Linked DNA regions of Homo sapiens: region 1 is linked to region 2. A link is a loop called in an ENCODE intact Hi-C map of the cell type or tissue named here. Cell type or tissue: heart left ventricle. All regions are shown on one strand.

What was found. Peaks named below come from ENCODE experiments on the same cell type or tissue, not always from the same donor. Only the 100,000 strongest peaks of a DNase experiment are listed, where the experiment ranks them.
Region 1: a loop joins it to region 2, with 6 times the contacts of the local background. A loop is called at or near these places in 46 of 110 quality-filtered maps.

What each region holds. Positions count from the first base shown.
Region 1 is chr19:32,283,265-32,291,264 of GRCh38, forward strand. No RefSeq gene overlaps it. Among named protein-coding and RNA genes, the nearest start is that of ZNF507, 58 kb to the right of the region's middle. In heart left ventricle, a CTCF peak has its summit at 4,707 (motif pointing right); a DNase peak (open chromatin) is centred at 4,737; H3K27ac peaks cover 422 bases; H3K27me3 peaks cover 770 bases.
Region 2 is chr19:32,566,854-32,574,853 of GRCh38, forward strand. No RefSeq gene overlaps it. Among named protein-coding and RNA genes, the nearest start is that of PDCD5, 10 kb to the right of the region's middle. In heart left ventricle, a CTCF peak has its summit at 3,558 (motif pointing left); no DNase peak of the experiment used is centred here; H3K27me3 peaks cover 3,063 bases.

The sequences.
Region 1 (8,000 bases), 280 kb before region 2:
CCGTCCCACTAGACCTCTATGAGCTCCTCTTATCTCACCTGAGAAAATCTTATACTCCTTCCTATTATTCCCCAGTTTTTAGTAAAGTTCGTTAAACACAAGTTTATGCTAGCAGGGCTTTGGGGAAATGAGAGGAAGCCTGTCCACTTTGCCCCATGTGTAAACTCCAGACCTCTCCCCATTTCTCAAAGCCTTCCAAGCATGAACTGAGTGTTTCACAAACTTTACGAAAGACTGGGGATAATAGGAGGGAACATACAGCAGAAGAGGAAAAATTTAACATTGGACACCAGATCTCTTGATTCCATCAGCCAAAATCTTTTCTCCAGGGATCCCTGATTCCCTGGAAGATGACACACTGCAGGGGTCCTCTGTAATCCTCTTTCTCCCCTCTACCCAAGTTTTGTCAGGGGGATTCAAAAGCAAACAAAACAAACAAACCAAAGATCTCTGTTAATATTGCGTGATCTCAGTGAGAGGAGGCCCTGTCTGAAGTCTGTGCATCTCAGTTACCCACCGTGCTTTGACCCCCAGTGCTTCAGGGCCCCTCACTGCTCTCTACCTCAAAGTTGCAGACACAAGCTGCTGGGAGTTCTCAATGGACACATAGAGTCTCTTCCCACTTCTCCAACCCCTCAGCTTCAGGCATCACTGGGTTGAATAAACCTTGGTCCTCTCGACTCCTTCCCACTACCTCTCTGCCCCGGGCTGCACTAGGCTCCCAAGTCAGACAGCCGGGGCTGCAGCCCCTATCCCTTGCAATGAGTCTTCTCCAGGGAGGGCCCTCATTTTGGGGTATCAAGAGTGTCCACAGCGTGGATGCAGTGAACAGGTAACACTTATACACTGCTGGTGGGAATGTAAACTAGTACAACCACTATTGAAAACAGTGTGGAGATTCCTTAAAGAACTAAAAATAGAACTACCATTTGATCCAGCAATCCCACTACTGGGTATCTACCCAGAGGAAAAGAAGTCTTTATATGAAAAAGATACTTGCACATGCATATTTATGGTGGCACAATTCACAGTTGCAAAAATGTGGAACCAGCCCAAATGCCCATCAATCAACAAGTGGACAAAGAAACTGTGAGATATAGATATATATAGATATAGATATAGATATATATAATGGAATACTACACAGCCATAAAAATGAATGAATTATGGCATTTGCAGCAACCTGGATGAGATTGGAGACTATTATTCTAAGTGAAGTCACTCAGGAATGGAAAACCAAACATCGTATGTTCTCACTCATAAGTGGGAGGGAGCTAAGCTATGAGGACAGGACACAAAGGTATAAGAATGACACAGTGGACTTTGGGGACTCAGGGGGAAAGGGTGGGAAGGGCGTGATGGATAAAAGACTACAAATTGAGTGCAGTGTATACTGCTCAAGCGATGGGTGCATCAAAATCTCACACATCTCCACTAAAGAACTTACTCATGTAACCAAACACCACCTGTTCCCCAATAAACAATAGAAAATTTTTTTTTTAAATTTTAAAGAGTGCCCACAGGACACACACATCTTATGCTTAGCCTTGAACATCCAATGCCCCTATTTCAATAACTACCCTGTTGATGTTTGCATTGCTATGGCTGTGTCCATTTTACCTCACAATCAATTTTAGATGATTGCAGAACCAAAGCAAATGATTTGCAGTAGGGTTTGGGGTTTAAAGGTTTGGTTTAAAGGTTTGGTTTGGTTTGGATAGAGCTATGCTCTATCGTTGGGTTTTCAATGAGTAGCTAGGTGACCTCAGGCAAGCTACAGCAGATTACCTTGAAGTTACTTCAGCAAGTTACCCCACTATGCCTCATTTTTCCCATCTGTAAAATAAGGATAATAACAGGATCATGGGGTGGGGTGAGGATTAAATGAGTTAATATGTGGGAAGGGTATATAATCGAACAGTGTCTGCAACAGAGTAAGTGCTATTTAAACGTTTGTTACATAAATTATGAACATTATATAAATTGTCTTCATGGACTTCAAAAGCAGGACATGACATACGGTGGGAAATTAGTTGAAGAAACCAAAACTTGTATACGTTCTTTTAGATACGCCACTTGTGTGAATATTTTTAATTCAGCTAAGGGGTAAATTATATAGATGTGCCCACAAGGTTGCTTTTAGCTTAGTCAACAAGAGCAGAAGCTTCAAGATGGCAAATAAAACAACATCCAAGACAACGTTGAAAGAAAGGTGAATGATATAATTGGGGTCAAGCCGTCTTCAATTGAGGGCACTCTCTTGGCTCCACTTCCCCTCACTGTAAGAAATACAGCTGGAGGGATAAATACAAGGACACAGGCCCCAAAGATGTCTGAGTGGCCAGAGAAGAGAGACCCCCAAGGCTGGCTTGCAGGCTGCGGGGCTGGGGGCGGAGGCGGGGGAAGGACCTTCCTCGGTGTCCTCTTATGAGGCAGAGGGGACCAGACTATCCATCACAGCATCATAATGCTTAAGTGGCATGAAGTCGTAAAGCCCACAACGAAGCAGGGATGCTCCACTGCCAGCGGAATCTCTCTCTCTCTCTCTCTCTCTCTCTCTCTCTCTCTCTCTCTCTCTCTCTCTCTTTTCCCTTCCCCCAGTCCCTCCCCAACCCAACAGTGGAGGCAGGAGGCCCTGAGCAGCCAGCCCTCCAGCTCAGTCACTGGTCAGAGGGATCTCCTGAGGATGGGCTCTCTGCCCTGCCCAACAAGGCTACAAAGTCCGGGAGAAAGCAACGTCATTCGTTCATTCATCCACTCATTCATTAATTATGTACTGAGTGCCTATCACGTGTCAGACCCTGCCCCAGGCATTGGAAACATCAGAGACTCAAACCAAAATGCAGTACAGGCCAGCTGTGGTGGCTCACGCCTGTAATCTCAACACTTTGAGAGACTAAGGTGGGAGGATCGCTTGAGCTCAGAAGTTCGAGACCAGCCTTGGCAACATAGTGAGACCTCATCTCTACAAAATATCAAAAAATTAGCCAGGTGTGGTGGTGCATACCTGTGGTCCCAGCAACTCAGGAGTCCGAGGCAGGAGGATCGCTTAAGCCCAGGAGGTCGAGGCTATGGTAAGCTGTGTTCACACCACTGCCCTCCAGCCTGGGCAACAGAGTGAAACCCTGTCTCAAAAAAAAAAAAAAAAAACTGTAGTACAACCGCATAGTGAAATATTATCCAGCCTGAACAGAAAGGAAATTCTGAAACATGCTACGATGTGGATAAACTTCAAGGACATTATACTAAGTGAAGTAAGCCAGGCACAAGAAGACAAATATTCTGTGATTCCACTTATATGAGGTCCCTACAGTAGTCAGTTCTATAGACAGAAATTGGAATGGTGGTTACCAGGAGCTGAAGGCGGGGTGAACAAAAAGTTACTGTTTAATGCAATGGTCCCCACCCCAACTTTTGTGGCACCAGGGACCAGTTTCATGAAAGACAATTTTTCCACTGATGGGGCAGAGTGTGTGAGGGGGGAGATGTTTCAGGACGAAATTCTTCCACCTCAAATCATCAGACATTAGTTAAATTCTCATAAGGAGCACACAACCTAGATCCCTCGCATGCACAGTTCACAACAGGGTTCACGCTCCTATAAGAATCTAATGCCACTGCTGATTTGACAGGAGGCAGAGCTCAGGCGATAATGCTCGCTCGCCTGCCTCTCATCTCCTGCTATGCGGCCCATTTCCTAACAGGCCACGGACTGATACCGATCTGCCACCCAGGGGTTGGGGACCCCGGTTTAATGGTACAGAGTTTCAGTTTTGCAAGATGAAAATAGTTTTGGAGATGATGGTGGTAATAGTTGCACATTGCATAACAATGTGAATATACCTAAGACCACTGCACTATACACTTAAATATTGTCAGGATGATAAATTTAGCGTTATGTGTATTTGACAACCTTTTAAAGCAAAACAACAATAATTATGATGAAAGAAGGTGGAGCTTGAGTAAGCACTTGAAGGAGGTGGTGCGATTAGCCAAGCAGTCCCCTGGGGTAACAGCAGACCAGGCAGACGGAAGCAAAAGGGAAGAAGGCACTGAAGTGGGACCATGTGCTTGATGTGGTGAAGCCACTGCATCCCCCCAGACTTCATGCCACGCTGGTGACATTTTATGCAGAGCACAGAGAGTTAGGAGAGAGAACAGCACTTTGTGCTCCACAAAGGAAGAAGGTCCTTGAGCTATAAGCCCCAGAGGCTCAGTGGACTATGTTGATTTCATCAGCTTTGGTGATAAATAAGCTTTGTCATTCCCCAGTCTGCTAATAATTGGGTCTCAGACAAATCAGTGATCAAACTTTAAAAGACAGTCTGTGAACCACTAAATCCCACAGAAGAACAATTGCACAAAAGTTTACTGTAGCCATATGAAGGGAATTTTTATGAACCTTTTAAATCTGCTGATATACTTGGGAAGCAAGCGCATCGGTGGTGCGTTTAAAAGTCTATGTGGAAGTAAACATTTTACGGCATGTTTGGGAGGAAGGGAAAAGTTAGCCAAGATTCATATTTTTCTAGGGCAAATGAGGTCATGCACTGGGTTGTGGCTGATCTTCCCTCCCATGGGATCCTGTAAAGATTCGTGAAGGCCCCAGACACTGCTGTTTTGCTACTCCCGGAGATTTGTGGGATTTGGGTTAAACGCAATAGTAAGCATTCTTCCTCAAGACAGTCCAGGAGGCAACAGCCAGAAGATGGCGCCGTAGCTACGGAAACGAAGACAACAGTGTCCATGCGTGCCCTCCCACAGCCTGAGGACTTGGGACCCAGGAACTGAGGCAGATGCATCCAGAACGAGGCTGGACCTTAATGCCCAACTGGGGTCTAAGCAGCGGTCCCCAAGCTTGGTTGGCACAGTGGCTCACACATGCAATCCCAGCACTTTGGGAGGCTGAGGTGGGAGGATCGCTGGAGCCCAGGAGTTCAAGACCTGACTGGGCAAGACCCGGGTCTAAGCAGAAGGCAAAAAGAGACCCCTTCTTCCTTCTCCTGATCCACAGCCCTGCCTGGAGCTTTCAGCAGAAGCGTAATAGGATACCAGAGTTGCTCTGTGTTTCTGTGTGGTCTCAGCGGGAAGGCAGTCCTTGTTCAAGTGGACATTCGCCATTTAGACTGTTAAAATTGCTTCTTCCTCTCAGATCCTGGTTTTCTTTAAGGCACTTGTGTCCCCTTGTCCGGGCTTGACCCATCAGGATCCTTAACCCAGGCCCTGGAGGGAGCCCTCTCATTGCAGTCCTGGTGTCTGGACTTGCGGCTACCACACCACATGATGTCTCAAGCCACCCTGCTTCCTCTGTTTTTCCCAAGCTTTGTTCTCTTGCCTCTCTTGAGTTGTCTGGTAACCTTCCAGTAAATTGCCAACGTGCTGGTACTCACTGGAATTTGTTGCAGTTGCCTGTCAGCGAAGAATCTTGATGGGTAAAGATGGGTATAGCTCCAGGATGTGCTACTAAGACAAGCATCAGAAGTACTTGCACCACACATCTCCAGGCAAACACTCTGCCTCCAGAGGTCCGTGATGGTTAATACTGTCAACTGGATTGGATTGAAGGATGCAAACTATTGTTCCTGGGTGTATATGTAAGGGTGTTGCCAGAGGAAATTAACATTTGAGTCAGTGGACTGGGAGAGGGAGACCACCCTCAATCTGAGTGGGCACCATCTAATCAACTGCCAGCGTGGCTAGGATAAAAGCAGGCAGAGAGACGTGGAAGGACTAGACTGGCTGAGTCTTCCAGCCTCCATCTTTCCCCTGTGCTGGATGCTTCCTTCCCTTGAATATCAGACTCCAAGTTCTTCAGCTTTTAGACCCTTGAACTCACACCAGTGGTTTGCCAGGGGCTTTCGGGGGCCTTCAGCCACAGACTGTTGGCTTCCCTACTTTTGAGGTTTGGGACTCAGGCTAGCTTCCTTGCTCCTCAGCTTGCAGACAGCCTATTGTGGGACTTCACCTTGTGATCAAGTAAGTCAATTCTCCTAATAAACTCTCCTTTATATATTCATCTATCCTGTTAGTCCTGTCCCTTGAGAGAACCCTGACTAATACAAGGTCCTACTGAAAAATGGCCTACTGAATGGCCTACTGAAAAATGGTCAAATAAAGCCATGAGGAACTATGATTTCATTATTTCAAAAGACAGAAATAATCCTTGGGATTCTAAGCCTTCACAGAGACAGAGGATAGACCCTATGCTCTTGCTAGGACCCTTTCCCAAGCAGGATTCTCAGGTTAGAAGTGTCAGGAGCCATCAAAACCAAAAGGCTACTGTGCAGAATCCTAGATTTACTTTTATTTTATTTTATTTTTATTTTATTTTAATTGTAGTAAAACATACATGACATACAACTTACCGTTTTAACTATTTTTTAAGTCTAAAAAATGGCATTAAGTACATTCATATTGTGTGCAACCATGACCACCATGCATCTCCAGGGTTCCTTTCATCTTCCGCAGTTGAAACTCTGCACCCACTAAACGCTAGTTCCTCATTCCTCTTCCCCATCTCCAGGCCTGGGCAACCACTATTCTACTTTCTGTCTCTATGTATTTGACTACTCCAGATACCTCATATAAGTGGAATCATATAGTATTTGTCTTTTTGTGACTGGATTATTTCACTTAGCAGAATGTCCTCAGGGTTCACTGATGTTGTAGTATGAGTCAAAATTTCCTTCCTTGGCTGGGCATGGTGGCTCATGCATGCAATCCCAGCACTTTGAGAGGTAGAGGAGGGAGGATAGCTTAAGCCCAGAAGTTTGAGACCAGCCTGGGCAAGATAGGGAGACCCCATCTCTACAAAAAGTAAAAAAATGAGGTGGGTGTGGTGGCGCATGCCTTTGGTCTTAGCTACTCAATAGGCTGAGGCAGAAGGATCTCTTGAGCCTGGGAGGTCAAGGCTGCAGTGAGCCATCATTGTGTCACTACACTCAGCCTGGGTCACAGAATGAGACCCTGTCCCCCCGACCCAAAAAAAAATCCTTTCTATTCCAAGCTGAATAATAATCCCTTGTACAGATATATCACATTTTGCTTGCTCATTCGTCTGTCAATGGACACTTGAGCCACTTCCACCTTTTGGCTATTAGGAAGAATGCTGCTGTGAACATGGGTGTACAAATATCTGCTTCAGGCCCTGTTTTCAGTTCTTTTGGCTGAATTTACTCTTGAAGGCAGCTGAATGTGAGTTGCACAGCCTTGCCATTTTACAGGCAATCTACTTGAATAATGTCTATCTGAGCACTTCTCATGTGCAGGGCACTATGACAGGCTCAAGGGACAACAAGATGGATCTACATGGGCATGGGTCCTTCCCCAGGCCCCACCACGAAGAGAAGAGTCTCCGGCACAGAAACGTCAGGAATGATGCTTACCCAGCTCCCACAGGATCCCAGACAGGAGTGCAAGTAGCTCCTCTAGGAGCTCTGAGAACAGAGGGGCTGGCATGAGCTGGCGGGGCACTGGGGATGGGCCATGAAGGGTGTCAGGACATGGAGCAGCAGGAACCACCCTTCTCGTGGTAAGAGCCTGATTGTCCCATTAGACAAGCTCCAAGATAGGCCTTTCAAAGGCTCTCACCTGGAGTGCCCAAGGAGGCTTCTGCCTTGCACCCTCATGGGCAAGGACTTTACATGTGGTCTTGAAGGCTGGCAGCAAACCTCCCAGTGGATGTGATCTTGGGTAAGTTACCTATCTCACGTTAAGTTGACTGAGCCTCTATCACCTCATCTGAAAGCTCATAGAGCGATTGTGAGAACTCAGTGAAATCATGCGTGTTAATATTTTAGCTCAGTGACTGGCCTTAGGAATGCCCTGACACAGCATTGACTATTTCTCTCTAACCTACTAGCTCCATCTGAGCGAGAATTCTGTTTTGCTCATCACTGTATCCCTGGGAACTAGCATAGTGCCCAACACTTAGTAGGTACATAGTAACTATTATCAAATTTTCTAATCTTCACATTTAAGCCACCAAAAAAAGGTAGGCA
Region 2 (8,000 bases):
CAAGCTGTATTTTGTTTTGTTTTGTTTTGTTTTGTTTTAATTTTTGAGACAAGGTCTCACTCTGTCACCCACACTGGAGTGCAGTGGCGCAACCTCAGCTCACTGCAACCTCCACCTTCTGGGCTCTAGTTATTCTCCTACCTCAGCCTCCTGAGTAGCTGGGACTACAGGTGCATGCCACCATGCCTAGCTAATGTTTTGTATTTTGGTAGAGATGGGGTTTTGCTATGTTGCTCAGGCTGGTCTTGAGCTCCTGAGCTCAAGCAATCCACCCGCCTCAGCCTCCCAAAGTGCTGGGATTACAGGCATGAGCCATAGCACCTGGCCCATAAGCTGGTTTTTAAACGTAGTCATTATTAAAAAAAAAAAAAAGAGAGAGCTTATAATTAAGTATTGTGTTAAAATATGAAGGTACTAAATACCTAAAGCATCATTCCTATTTTACTGTGTTCTACTCCCACATTTGCTCTGATGTTACTTACATCTGTTCTGCCCCTATGGTGGGAATACAATATAATGACGTGCTACTGTGCCCAACTCAGCTCCCTGTTCAGTGACCTCACGTCGGCAACCTGAAATTGGCCATGGTGGAAGAATTTACACCACAGAAAGCAGCAAATGTGACAAATCAGGGTTTCTTTTGTTTTGTTTTGTTTGTTCCAAGAAACTTTGTTACGCATTTCCCAACGCACTGCCAGATATTGGCATATCCCTTGTGGGATATGTGGAGTGGGATGAATAGCAGTTAGTCTGGTGAATAGCAGGAGACCTTCCCAGCAGAGTGGATGGTCTGCACAGACACTTGGAGGTAGCAAAAGGCATGAGCCAGGGCCAGCCTGAGACTGTTAAGAGGACCTGGGTACTGCCCAGGTGTCAAAGAAAATGAGGACCGAGGGCAGGCGCCATGGTCCGTACCTATAATCCCAACACTTTGGGAGGTCGAGGTGGGAGGATCGCTTGAGGCCAGGAGTTCGAGACCAGCCTGGGCAACAAAGCGAGACCCCCATCTCTACAAAAGTTAAAATAGGTCACAGTGGCTCACACCTGTAATCCCAGCACTTTAAGAGGCTGAGGTGGAAGGATCACTTGAGGCCAGAAGTTCAAGACAAGCCTGGGTAACACAGCAAGACCCCATCTCTAAAAAGTAAAAATATCTCTTGAATGAATGAGTGAGTGAGTAATGTTACTAGATGAGACCAAAGAATCGCCTTCTCAGGATGTTTTTTGTTTTTTTGTTTGTTTGTTTTGGTTTGGTTTGGTTTGGTTTTTTTGAGATGGAGTCTCGGTCTGTCACCCACGCTAGAGTGCAGTGGCACGATCTCAGCTCACTGCAACCTCTGCCTCCTGGGTTCACGCCATTCTCCTGCCTCAGCCCCCCGAGTATCTGAGACTACAGGCGCCCGCCACCATGCCCGGCTAATTTTTTGTATTTTTAGTAGAAACAGGGTTTCACCATATTAGCCAGGATGGTCTCGATCTCCTGACCTCATGATCCGCCCGCCTCAGCCTCCCAAAGTGCTGGGATTACAGGCATGAGCCACCGCGCCCGGCCAGGATGTTTTTAAGGACAGGTGAAAGTCCTCCTAATTTTATTTGAGGAGAGGAAGGTCTTCCTCATCTCCTTTGAGGTTGGTTCTCTTTGGATGAGGCAGGTGGAGGCTACGATGAAATTTCATCTTGGCCCCCAATCATACAGGACCCCTGTCGGCATCAAGTTCCCCAGAATTAAGACCCAGAACTGAGAGTTATCCCAAGGCCCATGGGGTCATAAACAGCCAGGAATGAAAAAAAATTTATTGGTGCCAAACTGTAGAGAAAAAAAATGCAAAGTCAAGATGAATACACTTGATGAAACTCAAATTGAAGCCCTTGTGTTATCATTTATTATTTATATATATGCATTATATTGGATGTGGAATGGGGTGCATTTCTGTATATTTAACGTTTTATGTAATGGGTGCTCCAAAACTAAAGGAGCCCAGGAGGCTCTTAAAATAGCCCGCTTCCTGTTAGCCAGCAAACTTTCATGTCTTTTCCTTTCTTTTCTTTTCTTTTTTTTTTTTTTCTGAGACAGGATGTCACTCTGTCTCCCAGGCTGGTGTGCAGTGGCACAATCATAGCTCACTGCAGCCTTGAACTCCTGGGCACACCACAATTCCTGGCTTATTTTTTAATTTTTTTGCAGAGACGGGGGGGGTGGGTCTCATTATGTTGCCTAGGCTGGTCTCGAACTCTTGGCTTCAAGCAATCCTGTCATTTCAGCCTCCCAAGTAGCTGGGACTACAGATGCAAGCCACTGCCCAGCTTATTTATTATTGTGACAGAGTCTCACTCTGTTGCTCAGGCTGGAGAGCAGAGGCATGATCATAGCCACTGCAGCCTCAACCTCTTGGGCTCAAGGGATCCTCCTGCCTCAGCCTCCTTGAATAGCTGGGACTACAGGCACATACCACCATGCCTAATTTTTTTTTATTTTTTTGTGCAGACAAGGGTCTCTCTATGTTGCCCAGGCTGGTCTTGAACTCTTGGCCTCAAGCAATCCTCCTGCTTCAGCCCCCTAAGTGCTGGGATTACAGGTGCGAGCCACCATGCACAGCCAGTCTGTGGCTTTCTAGCCATGACAAGGAAGTCCTGACGAGATAATATAGCCATCTCCTCACCCTCCTGTATGGCCATCTCATGGTGAAGAAAGCTGTTATCCCAGCAAGTGGCCACAAAAGCTTGGACGGAGCTCCTTCTCAAGTAAAAGACTATAACTAGTTTTCAATGAGAAGCTTTCTTTTTCTTTTTCTTTTCTTTTTTTTTTTTTTTTTTTTGAGACAGAGTCTTGCTCTGTCACCCAGGCTGGAGTGTACAGTGGCGCGCGATCTTGGCTCACTGCAACCTCCCCCCTTCCAGTTTCAAGTGATCCTCCTGCCTCAGCCTCCCGAGTAGCTGGGACTACAGGCACCCACCACCACACTCTGCTATTTTTGTATTTTTTTTAGTAGAGATGGGGTTTCACCATGTTGGCCAGGCTGGTCTCGAACTCCTGATCTCAGGTGATCCGCCCCCCTCGGCCTCCCAAAGAGCTGGGATTATAAGCATGAGCCACTGCACCCGGCCAGATTTATTTTTTAATGGACCACACTCTGCTTCTGCTCCTTGCATTTCAGTGAGTTCCACGGCACCGTTTCCATGATATCACGACTGATCCATGCAGGATCACGGCTAATAAATGGCTCTAAAACAACCTGTGAAGACATAACCATTAAGTGTGCCAGGTACCAATCTGCAATTCCACATGCTGCACATACAGCTCTGAAGCGCACGCTCCCCACAAGCCCGCCGTGGCTTTCTCAGAGGATCGGGCATATGGAACCATAATGGAGCATAAATTTACAGCAACAGAGATGGACGAGGGAGATTAAAGCTTCATCTGTAAGGACATACTGCATGGCAAAAAAAAAAAAAAGAAAAAAGAAAGAAAGAAAAAAGAAAACAACAGTTATTGTAGTTTCTGCTTTGTAGTATAATGAGAAACTCAGTCGCTTTTGATAGAGTGTGGGCTCCCTCTGCTGCTTGCAGGAGACACCAGGACTCCGGGCATTTGGGGTTCCTTGGAGATCAGCGCAGAGGAGGTGGCCTGAAGTGGGAAGAGAAAGATGGGGCTGAGCGTTGCAGACGGACCGACTGGTTCTGCAGGCTCTGACCCTGTGGGCTTCTCAGAGTAATTATGCTGCTGCTGCACCAAGAAGCAAGAAATGGAAATAACAGAAAAACGCAAAGAAACTGTAAGATGCACTGGCCAGATCACCTGTGTGCACAGAGGAATGCATCACGGAAGCAATGCAGCCTGCCCAGAGCAGCTTCTCCTTCCCTCCCTCCCTCCCTTCCTGTTTAAATTTTTGCAGAGATGGGGTCTCGTTATGTTGCCCAGGCTGGTCTGGAACTCCTGGCTTAAAGCAATCCTCCCGCCTCAGCCTCTCGAGTAGCTGGGACTACAAGTGCAAGCCACTGCTCTTCCTTCCTTCCTTCCTTCCTTCTTTCCCTTCCTCCCTTCCTTTCTTCTCCTTTCGTCCCTCCCTCCCTTCCTTCCTTTTCCCTCCATCCCTGCCTCCCTCCTTCCCTCCCTTCCTACCTACCAACCTTCCTTCCTTCCTCCTTCCTTGTTTCCTCCCTCCTTCCCTCCCTCCCTCATTCATTTCCCAGTCACAAGGTAGGACTGCACTTCCCCACCCGCTTTGATGTTAGGCATAGTCACATGATTCACTTTGGCCAACACAATATAAAGAAAAATGATGGGTATCATCTCTGGCTGGAAACTTAAAGGGACAGGTCGGGTGCGGTGGCTCATGGCTGTAATCCTAGCACTTTGGGAGGCCAAGGCGGGTGGATGACTTGAGGTCAGGAGTTCGAGACCAGCCTGGCCAACATGGTGAAACCCCATCTCTACTAAAAATACAAAAATTAGCTGGGTGCAGTGACACGTGCCTGTAATCCCAGCTACTCAGGAGGCTGAGGCAGGAGAATCGCTTGAACCCAGGAGGCAGAGGATGCAGTGAGCTGAGATTGAGAGGTGACAGCATGCTGGCAGTCCTCAGAGCCCTCGCTTGCTCTCGGAGCCTCCTCTGCCTGGGTTCCCACTTTGGCGGCACTTGAGGGGCCCTTCGGCCCGCCGCTGCACTGTGAGAGCCCCTTTCTGGGCTGGCCAAGGCCAGAGCCAGCTCCCTCAGTTTGCAGGGAGGTGTGGAGGGAGAGGCGCGAGCAGGAACCGGGGCTGCGCGCAGCGCTTGCGGGCCAGCTGGAGTTCTGGGTGGGCGTGGGCTTGGCGGGCCCCGCACTCGGAGCAGCCGGCCAGCCCTGCCGGCCCCGGGCAATGAGGGACTTAGCACCCGGGCCAGTGGCTGCGGAGGGTGTACTGGGTCCCCCAGCAGTGCCGGCCCACCGGCGCGGTGCTCGGGACCTGCAGTCTTAGCTGCCTTCCCACGGGGCAGGGCTCGGGACCTGCAGCCTGCCATGTCTGAGCCTCCCACCCCCTCCATGGGCTCCTGTGAGCCCGAGTCTCCCGGACGAGCACCACCCACTGCTCCAGGGCGCCCAGTCCCATCGACCACCCAAGGGCTGAGGAATGTGAGCGCACAGCGCAGGACTGGCAGGCAGCTCCACCTGCAGCCCCGGTGAGGGATCCACTGGGTGAAGCCAGCTGGGCTCCTGAGTCTGGTGGGGACGTGGAGAGTCTTTATATCTAGCTCAGGGATTGTAAATACACCAATCAGCACCCTGTGTTTAGCTCAAGGTTTGTGAGTGCACCAATCGACACTCTGTATCTGGCTGCTCTGGTGAGGACGTGGAGAACTTTTATGTCTAGCTCAGGGATTGTAAATACACCAATCGGCACTCTGTATCTAGCTCAAGGTTTGTAAACACACCAATCAGCACCCTGTGTTTAGCTCAAGGATTGTAAATACACCAATCGGCACTCTGTATCTAGCTCAAGGTTTGTAAACACACCAATCAGCACCCTGTGTTTAGCTCAAGGATTGTAAATACACCAATCGGCACTCTGTATCTAGCTCAAGGTTTGTAAACACACCAATCAGCACCCTGTGTTTAGCTCAAGGTTTGTGAATGCACCAATCGACACTCTGTATCTAGCTGCTCTGGTGGGGCCTTGGAGAACCTGTGTGTTGAAACTCTGTATCTAACTAATCTGATGGGGACGTGGAGAACCTTTGTATCTAGCTCAGGGATTGTAAACGCACCAATCAGCGCCCTGACAAAACAGGCCAGTCAGCTCTACCAATCAGCAGGATGTGGGTGGGGCCAGATAAGAGAATAAAAGCAGGCTGCCCGAGCCAGCATTGGCAACCCGCTGGAGTCCCCTTCCACAGTGTGGAAGCTTTGTTCTTTTGCTCTTTGCAATAAATTTTGCTACTGCTCACTCTTTGGGTTCACGCTGCTTTTATGAGCTGTAACACTCACCGCGAAGATCTGCAGCTTCACTCCTGAGCCTGGCGAGACCACGAGCCCACGGGGAGGAATGAACAACTCCAGACTCACTGCCTTAAGAGCTGTAACACATACCGCAAAGGTCTGCAGCTTCACTCCTGAGCCAGCGAGACCACAAACCCACCAGAAGGAAGAAACTCCGAACACATCTGAACATCAGAAGAGACAGACTCCAGACGCGCCACCTTAAGAGCTGTAACACTCACCGCGAGGGTCCGCGGCTTCATTCTTGAAGTCAGTGAGACCAAGAACCCACCAATTCCGGACACAAGATCACACCACTGCACTCCAGCCTGGGTGACAGACAAGATTCCGTCTCCAATTAAAAAAAAAAAAATTTAAAGGGACAGTGTGCAGTTCACTAGGTTATCTCTTCCCTGGTACTTGGTAGCATTGAGATGACAGCTGCTCTGTCAGCCTAGGTCTCAGAGTGAGAAAATGAGGTAGGAGGCAGAACAGACTCCAGAGTCGGGGCTTGGACACCAGACCAGATTGAAGACTAGCTAAAACAGGGATGTGCTGGAAGCTCCTTTCCATAAGACACGTCCACCAGTGCGTCATGTCAGTTTACCACTTCCATGGCAACACCCAAAAATTACTGCCCCTTTCCATGGCAATGACCCAACAACCTGGAAGTTACCACCCCTTTTCTAGAAATTTCTGCATAATCTGCCCCTTGATTTACATATAATTAAAAGTGAGTCTAAATGTGGCTGCAGCACTGCTTCTGAGCTGCTCCTCCAGGCACACTGCCTGTGGGGTGGTCCTGCTCCGCAAGGAACGGCCCCTCTGCTGCTGCTGCTGTGCATGAGTGCTTCAAGAGAAGTTGCTATCCGACACCACCAGCTTGTCCTGGAATTCTCTCCTGGGCAAAGCCAAGAAACCCTCCCAGGCTTAGCCCCAATTCTGGGGCCTGTCCTGCTAAGGAAGAAGGGAGGGTGAAAGAAAGAAAGAAATGTGTAATTAGTTTGTTAGGGATGCCATATAAAACTACCACAAACTGAGTGGCTTAGAACAAAAGAAAATTGCTGGCCATGCAGAAAGAAGTACTGCAGTAGCTGATGATAATAATTTTCCTTTCTGAAAATATCAGGCTGGGCATGCTGGCTTGTGCCTGTAATCCCAGCAGGGATTTGGGAGGGATTCGGGAGGCCAAAGTGGGAGGAAGGTTTGAGGCCAGGAGTTTGAGAGCAGCCTGGGCAACACGGCAAGACCCCATCTCTGCAAAATGTTTAGAGAGCTGGACATGATGGTGCGCACCTGTAGTCCCAACTCCTAGGGAGGCCAAGGCAGGAGGATCACTTGAGCCCAGGAGTTTAGAGTTCAGCCTTGGCAACAGAGTGAGACCCCATCTTTTTTAAAAAAAAAATATTGTCTCACAGTTCTGGAGGCTGGAAGTGTGGTATCAAGGTGTCAGCGGGGCCATACTCCCTCTGAAACCTGTAGGAAGAGGCTCCTTCCCCATCTCTTCCTAGCTACTTGTGGTTTGCTGGTAATCTCTGGCACTCCTTGGCTTATAGATACATCATTCCAATCATGTTCATCTTCCCCTGTGCATGTCTGTCTCTGCATCCAAATTTTCCCAATTTCCCTCCCTCCCCTCATCCCCCACCTTTCTTTCTTTTTTTTTTTTTTTTTTTTGGTCTGAGACACAGTCTCACTCTGTTGCCCAGGCTAGAGTGCAGTGGCACAATCTTGGCTCACTGCAACCTCTGCCTCCTGAGTTCAAGTGAATCTCCTGCCTCAGTCTCCCGAGTAGTTGGGATTACAGGTGTGCGCCACTATGCCTGGCTAATTTTTGTATTTTTAGTAGAAACAGGGTTTCACCATGTTGGCCAGGCTGGTCTCGAACTCCTGACCTCAGGTGATCCGCCCTCCTTGGCCTCCCAAAGTGCTGCGATTACAGGCGTGAGCAACCGTGCTTGGACCAAATATCCCCTTTATATAAGGACACCAGTCATACTGGATTAGGGCTCACCCCCAATGACCTCATTCTAACTTGATTACTT